2 separate regions of the Homo sapiens genome follow, and region 1 is linked to region 2. Evidence: read pairs that join two places in POLR2A ChIA-PET (ENCODE). Cell type or tissue: PC-9. All regions are shown on one strand. Links, peaks and the distances in the headings refer to the core of each region. The heading gives the core; the rest is flanking DNA.

Region 1 (5,384 bases), core at 99-5,098, 240 kb before region 2:
GGTGATTCTGATGTAGGCATTTCATGAATCATTTTGTGAAACACTGATTTGGAAAGCAAAAACTACAAGGTAATTGGGAAACATTAAGTAGACCAAATTATTAAGGAGAAAGAAGCCCTGTGGTTGTAAAGAATGCTTAAAGTCTAATCACAGAGCATGTCAAGAAGACACTGGTATTTGCCTATGAAAAACTTTGAATTGAATGAAATAGTACATCTGAACATGCACATATTTATCACATGTATCAGATAATATCTCCCCTTTGTTGCACTTCCAGACACACACACACACACACACAATATGAGGAGTATAAATATGCATTCTGACAAAGTTTAAAATTAGGGGAAAAAAACAGCTATTTAGAAAGTCAGCCTTTCCCCAAGGTTTTCTTATTAATTATACGTCCAAAAGACATCACCAGGGAGGAATGGGTGTGCCCTGCTTTTACAGAGGTCACTGTCAAATATCCTGCCAGTTCTGGTGTCATCATCCTCACCACTCCAGAGAAATGACAAGAGGAATGTGACTCCTCCCATTCAAAGCTCCATTAGTTTAGAGCATGGTGAGTGACATCAAAATTACAGCCACTAAATAAAAACAGACATTTTCATGGGTCCTTAGTTTTCAAAACTGACATGCGTGTGTTGTCTGAATGAGCTCCAGAATTAGATGTGTTTATTTGACATGAAGTAGCAGAGAGAGGGAGGAGAGGAGTATTGGTCTCCATCAGCATTCTCATACCGGCAACCAAAGAATTATTTCAGAAGTCATCAGCAAAGATGTTAATTATGTTCCCAAGTCCCAAGTTATGATGACACTTCACCATCAACAAAATAAGCATCAGTTTGGTCCTTTTACTCTATACTTATTACTATGCACTAGGAGCTGTGCAGAGTAAAGTTGATTACCACTCAGAATAGCAAATATCTACAAATACAGTGTTGGCATTAAACTCTTGCAGTTAAGTTAAAGCTCAGAGAATACGGCAAAGAGCTCCACAGAGCTCAAAGAATGGAAGTGGACAGAATACAATAACTGAATTGGAATCAAGCCAAGGCTTTTGAAGATACCAGCCTCTCTCCCTTCTATTTAAGTGGGAATAAATGTTAAAGAACATCTTAAACTATCCCAAAAAGTCAACAGGGCAAACTAATTTAATATAGCCTGGCTGATATTTTGTTTCTGAGCTCCGTCTTCAAAATGTACTATATGAGGGAATAAGAAAATGGGCCATCATTGCCATAAATTAGGTCGGCAGCATTAGGCAAGAAGAGAACCAAAGGCTATATAATCACGGAGCCCCAAGCACCACCTGCCGGCTCTGCTTTGCTCAAATTCTCTGGGAAGGAAAATGGGAATCTTGTGAAATGGAAAGCTTCCCAAGAGGATCACAATTCCATCTGAAAAGCAAAGCTGTATAAGAAAGGAACTTCCAGTTCTGGGAACAGTTAACTGACAAAAAGACATTCCATACATTCCATGAAATTCCTTTAACATTTGGCAAGCCTCATGGAACCCTGGTAGTGGAAATTCCTTCCCAAGGTTATCTCTAACCCTGAGCAGCATTTGTGCTGTTTTTCTTTTACATAGGCTTTACTCTTTCTTCAGCAGTCTGCAGCTGGCTTGCCTCTAACGTTTTTTATACAGCAGTGTCTTCAAAGAAGCTGAAATTGTTCTAAGCGCTGCTGTTTAAATCGATCAAATGAACTGCAAAAATGTTTTAGCATGCCACTCTTTATTTCACTATGCTAATGAATTATCACTATTTCCATTAAAAGAAGTCTTCATGAATTATGTATAAAAACAAAAACTAAAATCTTTCAATAAAACCTGGAAATGTGGGCTTTTGGTAATGATAAGTAATTAACATTAATCACTTTACATCTGGAATGCCAACATCCCCAAAAGAGCAGAAGAGCAGAATAGGAAATAAGGTCATTTGTTTTCTACTCCAAGGGAACCAAAAATGTAGAAATTTGAGCTTTCTAAGAAGAGAGGTACTTGATAAATGCCATGCATAATTAGGAGTTTCTCATCGCTCATTTCTTCATACTTTCATTCTATTATGCCCACATCCTTGCACGCCCAACTCCATTCACTCTTTCCCTCTTTCTCGCATGAGAGGACCTGCCCCTCCATCTCTCCATTTTCAGCTAAACCAAATTTCACATCTAATCAGAGCTCAAATCAAGTCTTTCCTCCAAGTGTTGAATTCACTCCCCTCTTGACCCAAGTCATCTTTACTTATTTCAGGTGAAAACTTACTCAATTTATACCACAGCCTCTAAGACACAATCACACAAGCCTGAGTTCCTTGAAACTGATATGTAGGTGCCACATAATGCAATGTGGTTGATCAATAATCATTCTAAGTGACTGATGTCCCCTTAAAATAGTCACCTTGAATACTAAATACAAGAAATGGTTCCGCTGCTCAAAGCATTTCTAAATGTTCTCTTCCTAAAGTTTTATGATCACATTATTTTGATTATCCTTGGTGGTGGGAAAACCAACAATTCAGTTCAGTGAGTATTTATTAAGGACTTTACAGTAGATGGCAATTTTAGAAATTTTTAGATGCTTACTATAAAAGGATTGATAAGTACAAAAAATATTTAAAAAGTGAACAATTCAGAAGAGCAAAAGGTCACATGGAATTGAGAAGTAACTAAAAGCTTCAAGGAAAAAATGCCATTACAAATACACTTTGAAGGGTGGGGTAGGAGTCGCTAGGTTGAGCCTGGGTTCGGCAGGTGGTCAAAGGTAAAAGTTGGGGCACATTCTTGCAAGATGAGTGGCAAGAGAATGTGAAGTGAGTTTAGAGAATGGTAAAATAAACCATAGATTTTTTTTTAGAAGTCCAGTTTCATACGGTCCATTTTAAAACTAGTATCTCCTTTTCCAACTTCAAATCCTCTCTTACATTTTTCTACGTAAGGTTTTCTGAATCATCTCACTGTGCATATTGTCTTTTATCATACTTTCAACCAAAGAGAAATACAATGATAAATTACCAGTCTCACTTCCTTCTAAAAGTTGCTACAGGCCGGGCACAGTGGCTCACACCTGTAATCCCAGCACTTTGGGAGGCTGAGGCAGGCAGATCATCTCAGGTCAGGAGTTCGAGACCAGCCTGGCCAACATGGTGAAACCCCGTCTTTACTAAAAATACAAAAATTAGCCGGATGTGGTGGCGGGCACCTGTAATCCCAGCTACTCAGGAGGCTGAGGCAGGAGAATCACTTGAACGCAGGAGGCACAGGTTGCAGTGAGCTGAAATCGTGTCACTGCACTCCAACCTCGGGGGGAGGATAGAGTGAGACTCTGATCTCAAAAAACAAAATTAAAAAAAAAAAAGTTGCTACAAATACCTTTTGCAAAGAAGTTGCTACAAATACCTTTTGCGAAGAATACATAAAATTGAATGAATAAAGGCACTTCCCCCACCATTCACTCAAGAGTGCGTTCATTTATGGAGTATCTATTTAATGCTCACCTAGCAACAGTAATGACCTCTGAGGGGGACTTGATTCCTGCCCTCTCAGAATGCAAAGCCAAGCAGAGCACACAAGATAAATATAGAAAACAAAGGTGATAAAAGTTAAGGCCATACTGCTATTCCCATGAGTCACAGTATCTTTACAAAAACAGGCTTAACTATTACACAGAATTTTATAAAACTGTCAGGGGACAATAGTAACACACAATGGCAAAATTCAATATCCAAAGGAGAATGTTAAGAAAAACAAAAACGCTGGTGGTATACTTTTTTTTGTCCTATTTCCATATCATATATGATAAAAATCACATTAAGAATTCTATAGGCCGGACGTGGTGCCTCATGCCTGTAATCCCAGCACTTCAGGAGGCCGAGGTGGGCAGATAATGAGGTCAGGAGACTGAGACCATCCTGGCTAACACAGTGAAACTCCATCTCTACTAAAAATACAAAAAATTAGCCAGGAGTGGTGGCACGCACCTATAGTCCCAGCTACTCGGGAGGCTGAGGCATGAGAATCGCTTGAACCCGGGAGGCGGAAGTTGCAGTGAGCCAAGATCGCGCCACTGTACTCCAGCCTGAGTGGCAGAGCGAGACTCCGTCTCAAATATAATAATCATAATCATAATCATAATAATTCTACAGATACATAGCAGGTCCTCGAACAATGTCATTTCATTCAATGTCATTTAGCTATAATGTTAATGAGGAAAAAAATCAATTCCTGGTGAGGATCGCTGTCTGTGTGAAGTTTGCCCATTCTCCTCCGTCTGTGTGGTTTTCTTGGGGTACTCACTTCCTCCCACATCCTAAAGCTGTGCACATTACGTTCACCAGTGTGTCCACATGGCAAGTGAGAGAGACAGAGAGAGACAGAGAGCGAGAGTGTGTGTGTGTGTGTGTGTGTGTGTGTGTGTGTGCGCGCGTGCGTGCGCGCCCTGTGATGGGATGCTGTCCTACCCAGGGCTGGTTCCTGTCTGGCACTCTTAGCTGCCGGGAGAAGCTCCAGCCACCAGCAACCTGAACTGGAAAAACTTGGTAAATAATTGCCCTTTTTTGTTTGTTTTTTGAGATGGAGTCTTGCTCTGTCACCCAGGCTGGAGTGCAGTGGCGCAATCTCAGCTCACTGCAACCTCTGTCTCCCAGGGTCAGGCGATTCTCATGCCTCAGCCTCCCAAATACCTGGGATTACAGGTGCGCACCACCATGCCCGGCTAAGTTTGTGTATTTTTAGTAGAGATAGGGTTTCAACATGTTGGTCAGGCTGGTCGCAAACTCCTGACCTCAGGTAATCTACCTGCCTTGGCCTCCCAAAGTGCTGGGATTACAGGCGTGAGTCACCTCAACCGGCCTATATCTTACTTGTTTTTATTAATCTTTTTTTTTTTTTTTTGAGACAGAGTTTCGTTCTGATTGCTCAGGCTGGAGTGCAATGGCGTGATCTCGGCTCACCACAAACTCCACCTCTCGGGTTGAAGCGATTCTCCTGTCTCAGCCTCACGAGTAGCTGGGATTACAGGCATGCACCACCACGGCCCAGCTAATTTTTGTATTTTTAGTAGAGACGGGGTTTCACTGTGTTGGTCAGGCTGGTCTTGAACTGCTGATCTCGTGATCCACCTGCCTTGGCCCCCCAAAGTGCTGGGATTACAAGCGTGAGCCACCGCATCCGGCCCTTTATTTATCTTTCTTAAGTATATGCATAGCTCATATTTATTTCAATGCTTAATATTAAAAGCGTTTTGATCTTTATTTAGTAGTTTCGTGGTGTTGTAACCAGAAACATGCCCTAAGAACTTAACTCTTGTTTATATCAATTAACCTATGGTAAAACTGGTTTCATTACATATGAAATTAAATGAGGAGTTACTGTACATGATTTATC
Region 2 (5,384 bases), core at 194-5,193:
CTGCCAAATATCTACCCCTTGCTACTGGATTCCACGACAGTGAACCTGCTCTTCAGCTTTCTCCCTACAATAATCTCCTTTGCTTTAACCTTTCCTCATGGGCCCTAAGTTTGTCTCATCCCTAATCACAGCTAAAAAAGATGGAACTGAATACAGCATGGAGTTTAACAGTGGGACAAAGAAAGGAACCATTTCACCCTAGATTTGTGTGTTCTGCTGAAACACAGGGCTGGTTTCATGTCTTCCTAAGTATTTCATTACAATGAAGAAAACACAGTTCTTGTTGGATGAGATGCCTGTTGAGGTGTTGCAAACATGATGATGTCATGTCCAGGGGAGGAAAATGAATATCCCAGGGTTTGAAACCAACTCCCTAGGCAGATGAAGCCAGCAGAGCAAGAACCTTGCCAGCACAACCAGTGGTAAACACACGAAGGTAAATATGGATATGGCCTTTGCTTCAATGGGATTCCAAGTCCTGGGAATGCCAAGAAGCATATATGTCTTTGGGGCCGCCAAATACCTACAGCGTTGTCTTATACATCACAAGCAGTAAATACACTTACCCACAGACACGGAGAGGGAGTTTCCTTAGCCTCTTTCCTTTATGTGAATTTGAAGCTGCCTGATCAGAGTACAGATGTGGCAATTTACTCAAGTTCTGCCCTTGGTTTTCCACTTCTGTTAGGGTCTTTGAGGGATTCCAACAGACAACATTCCCTTCACTGCCTGATTTATGAACCAATTAAGAAACAAAGTGGCCAGGTGCGGTGGCTCATGCCTGTAATCCCAGCACTTTGGGAGGCTGAGGCAGGTGGATCACAAGGTCAGGAGTTCGAGACCCAGCCTGGCCAAGATGGTGAACCCCGTCTCTACTAAAGATACAAAAAATTAGCCTGGCGTGGTGGTGTGCACCTGTAATCCCAGCTACTGGGGAGGCTGAGGCAGGAAAATCGCTTGAACCCAGGAGGCAGAGGTGGCAGTGAGCTGAGATTCTGCCATTGCACTCCAGCCTGGGTGACAGGGTGAGACTCTGTCTCAAAAAAAAGAGAAAAAAAGCAAGTGTGGGCACAATGGCTCATGCCTGTAATCCCAGCACTTTGGGAGGCTGAGGTGGGAGGGTTGCTTGAAGCCAGGAGTTTGAGACCAGCCTGGGTAATATAGCGAGACGCCCATCTCAACAAAAAATAAAAAGTTAGCCAAGCGTGGTGGTGCATGCCTGTAGTCCCAGCTACTCAAGAGGCTGAGGCAGGAGGATTGCTTGAGCTTGGGAGGTTAAGGCCTCAGTGAGCTGTGATCGTGCCACTGCATTCAGGCTGGGTGATAGAGTGAGACCCTGTCTCAAAAAAGAAAAGAAAGAGGCTGGGGGTGGTGGCTCATGCCTGTAATTCCAGCACTTTGGGAGGCCGAGGTGGGTGGATCATGAGGTTAAGAGTTCAAGACCAGCCTGGCCAAGATGGTGAAACGCCATCTCTAATAAAAATACGAAAATTAGCCAGATGTGGTGGCGGGCACCTGTAATCCCAGCTACTAGGGAGGCTGAGGCAGAGAATTGCTTGAACCTGGGAGGCAGAGGTTGCAGTGAGCTGAGATCGTGTCACTGCACTCCAGCCTGGGGGACAGAGCGATACTCCGTCTCAAAAAAAAAAAAAAAAAAAAGAAAAGAAAGAAAGAAACAAAGTGAGAGAGATGACAAGTGGAGGCTATAATACCACTTTCTTATGCTGACATTGAAAAGATAGCTTATATCTGTGAGCAAATAAACCTCCCAATACTGAACCCCCCTCACAGCAGCCTGGACTATGGCAGCCTCCCACCCTGGACCTGCCCCGCTCCAGCCCACCCCTGACTCCTGCCCTCTGATGGCAGGGTAGCTGTCAAGGAGGAAACCAGAGAGAGGCTGAGCCAACCACACCAGTTTATTCTCTCTAAAGTTCCTATCAGCTAAATCACTCCATCTTCTCTGAGCAGAGGTAGAGAGAGAGCCAGATGTCACATAAACAGAGCCACTTCCTCCTGAAACAACTATTCATTGTGGGAAATAAGTTACTTCCAAATCCTACCTACCCTGATGCCTTACCTCCCTTAGGGACTGTGGTCTTGAGTCCCTCACCATTGCACACCCAAGCATCTTGGCAGAGATAACCTTTCATAGAGATGATAAAGTGTGTGTGCATGAGCAGGCATATATGTGTGCATGTATGTGAGGATGAACAAATCTACATATATGTATACATATATATCTGAGTTTGCATGTGTATGTGTGTGTGAATGTGTGTATAGGTTTGCCTATGGTGCAAGTGTGGTGTGCGTTATGAGTTTGCATATGAGCTTGTGAGTGTGTAAGTGTACATGAGTGTGTGCAAGGGCACAGGTGTAGGCATGCGGGTGTGGGTGTTCATGTGTGCCTAAATGTTCATGTACATAGCTGTGCCTATAGTATAAGTAGGTGTGTGTGTAAATATCAAGCTTTGGAACCAGGCTTTCAGGTTTCATATTTGGGCAGATTCATTCCAAGAAACATTCCTTGAGTATCTATGATGACCAATGACTGTGGCAACCATAAGGAGGAGTATTACGTTTCTCTGGATGCAAAAGGCTTATAAGCAAGTAGAAGAGACAGACACATAAGCAACCCTATGCAACACAAGACAAAAGATGTTAAATGCCATTGTTATAACACAAGAAGAAGAATTGTTCTGACTTGCTGAATGTTTGAGGTCAGCTTGAGAGGAGATAGGAGGTGACAGGAGGGCCGTTCAGGCACAGGAATAACATGAGCTCAGGACCCAGGTAGAAATATAGGGCATGTTTAAGCAATGAGTCATTCGTTGTGCCAGGCACATAAATTAACATGAGAGTTACAACATCAGATCAGATCAAGGATAACATCTGGCCATTCCTCACTATATTTCACAGGGCACACGCTGATGAAGGAGGGGGATGGCCAATTAGTGGGGAACTCGGACTCTTGTACTAAGAAGTGTGAACTTCCTTTCTTAAGGTAAAGGGAAGCCATTGTGTTAGAGTGGAGCCGGGGAAGGCAAGGGTGGGATAAGAATTTCAGGGTTAAGAAGCTACTGCATTGGTCTACATGAGTGATAATGAGGGGGTCAAAGGGGTGACATAGTTTACAGATACACTCAGTGGATTTTTATTAGGCTGAAGGGAGGTTTTCCAAATCTGGTGACTGGTCATTTAATGGTGTCACTAACAGGGCTAAGGAGGAAGTGGATGATGGGCTAAAGAAGTTGAACTGCAATTTGAACTACTGTGTCTCCCCTGATAATCACTCAGTGCTATGCTTCGTGCACCCAACCCCCACACAGATGTGGACTTTTGGGAAATGCGTCCTCTTGCTGACTAGGCATCAAAGAATGAGTATTTCCTTTGTCACCATTGCCTCATCTTCCAGAGAAAACTCTTCACTTCTGGAGGAAGCCAATTTCTCTTTCATCTGGAACCTTTTATCTCTAATAACATTATCTCTATAGTTTTAACTCAAGAAAGGTCTCGGTTTGAGTCTTCAGTTGGAGCCCTGAGGAAGCAGGTTCCAAGAACAAAGGAGAGATTGCTCTTTCTCTGGTCTTCTCTGCTCAAACAATAGCAAGCTACCTTCTGGACACTACAGTGGGCATGTCCAGTGGTGCATCACCTGACAGAGAGATGCAGGGACTCAAAACAGGTACATTTATTGTGTCAAGGTACATTTGTGAGTACAAGGAAGAGTCACGTCCAGGAGAGGACAGGCTGAAGAGGAGCTTCAACCAATAGATGGGGCTCTGCTGGGGCCACTAGGATGTCAGCAGGGAAGCCTCGGAGCGCCACAGCAGCGTAGAAGGCCTCGGGCTGCAGAATTCAGCAGGACTAGGGGCTAAATGTGTGATGAAGTTGGAAAGGCGAACACAACAGCAATTGAAGTGGATTCCAAGAATAAAAAATGATTCGCCAGAAATACGCCAGGACACAGGCAGCTAAAGCCAACAAAGGGGTGGATTCCCAAGATGGGGACCTGAGAATCCAAAGGGATCGAAAAATCAAACATAGCCAGGCACGGTGGCTCATGCCTATAATTCCCACACTTTGGGAGGCCAAGGAGAATAGATCACTTGTGCTCAGGAGTTCGAGGCCAGCCTGGGCAGCATGGCAAGACCACATCTCTACAAAACACAACAATTAGCCAGGCGTGGTGATGTATACCTGTAGTCACAGGTACTCGGGAGGCTACGGTGGGAGGATCACTTGAGCCTGGGAGGTTGAGGCTGCAGTGAGCCATGATTACGCTACTGCACTGGAGCCTGGGTGACAGAGTGAGACTTTGCCACAAAAATAATAATAATAAAACAGAAAAACCAAACATCAAATAATGCAAAGACACATGGGCTTGGGGCAATTCGTGGCTTTACGGGGTGAGGTGCAATGTCAGAAAGAGGCGCAGGCACTGGGGTTCTTTAGTCTGGAGAAGAGGTGGTAGCTGTTACCTAAATCATAAGCTCCTGGAAGGCAGAGAATACAGATCTGATGTCTTGATTAGTAGGTAATAAATGGATATTGGTTGAATGATTGCTTACTTAAGTAAGCCCTTCAAGGGGAGATTCTCTTAATTGCTGCCTCATACCTCAGAATGGCTTTGATTTTCTCATTTCTCTTTTTTGCCCTGGCAGCTGTTATTGCCTCAGCAAGCTAAAGCTGTTGCTATTTCAGCATCATTGCTAAGAAGGGCATTGAAGCATCTTTATGTCAGGCTGAGCTCACTCATCCAGATTAATTCCCTAGATGTCCAGCATAATTTCTGGTAAAGTCACCTTTTGGTCTGAACAAAAAGCAGATAACTCACTTTATCTGTGAGTTTTTTATCTTGTTGACAAACCAAAATTCTTATCCATTTCAATTTCTGTGGCAATTTAAGAAATTGCTAGCAGAAGAAATGTGGACTTTGGAAGGACACATTAAGCCTGCACTTTGCTCCTCGCTATCATGTGAATGCCTCAGTGTCCTGGCCATTTCTGATTCGGTTCTGGGAGGATTACAGAAACATCATGATTACTGTGCTCTCTAAGCCTCTCACTGGTTTTAAGGAGGGGGCTGATTTCCACTTTTATTTATAGAAACTTCGAGAATGATCTCCAAAGCTCAAGAGTTCAAGAAGCTATGGAGAATCTTAGTGATTGAGAGGACATTTGGGTTCATCTAAACCAGGGGTCCCCAACCCGCAGGCCATAGTCCAGTACTGGTCTGCGGCTTGTAAGAAATGGGGCCACACAGGAGTGAGTGGTAGGTGAGTGAGCACGACCACCTGAGCTCCGCCTCCTGTCAGATCAGCAGTGGCATTAGATTCTCATAGGAGCGTGAACCCTATTGTGAACTGTGCATACGAAGGATCT

The links. Peaks named below come from ENCODE experiments on the same cell type or tissue, not always from the same donor. Only the 100,000 strongest peaks of a DNase experiment are listed, where the experiment ranks them.
Region 1: POLR2A ChIA-PET joins it to region 2 with 5 read pairs; 3 of 35 experiments call an interaction of 5 or more read pairs at or near these places.

What each region holds. Positions count from the first base shown.
Region 1 is chr18:62,873,693-62,879,076 of GRCh38, reverse strand. The region is part of intron 4 of PHLPP1 (PH domain and leucine rich repeat protein phosphatase 1); the gene reads right to left. Among named protein-coding and RNA genes, the nearest start is that of PHLPP1, 160 kb to the right of the region's middle. RefSeq lists enhancers at 1-55, 955-1,455. In PC-9, for the core only: no CTCF peak of the experiment used is centred there; DNase peaks (open chromatin) are centred at 2,756 and 3,586; H3K4me3 peaks cover 839 bases; H3K27ac peaks cover 4,626 bases.
Region 2 is chr18:62,632,564-62,637,947 of GRCh38, reverse strand. No RefSeq gene overlaps it. Among named protein-coding and RNA genes, the nearest start is that of PHLPP1, 80 kb to the left of the region's middle. In PC-9, for the core only: no CTCF peak of the experiment used is centred there; DNase peaks (open chromatin) are centred at 2,507 and 2,837.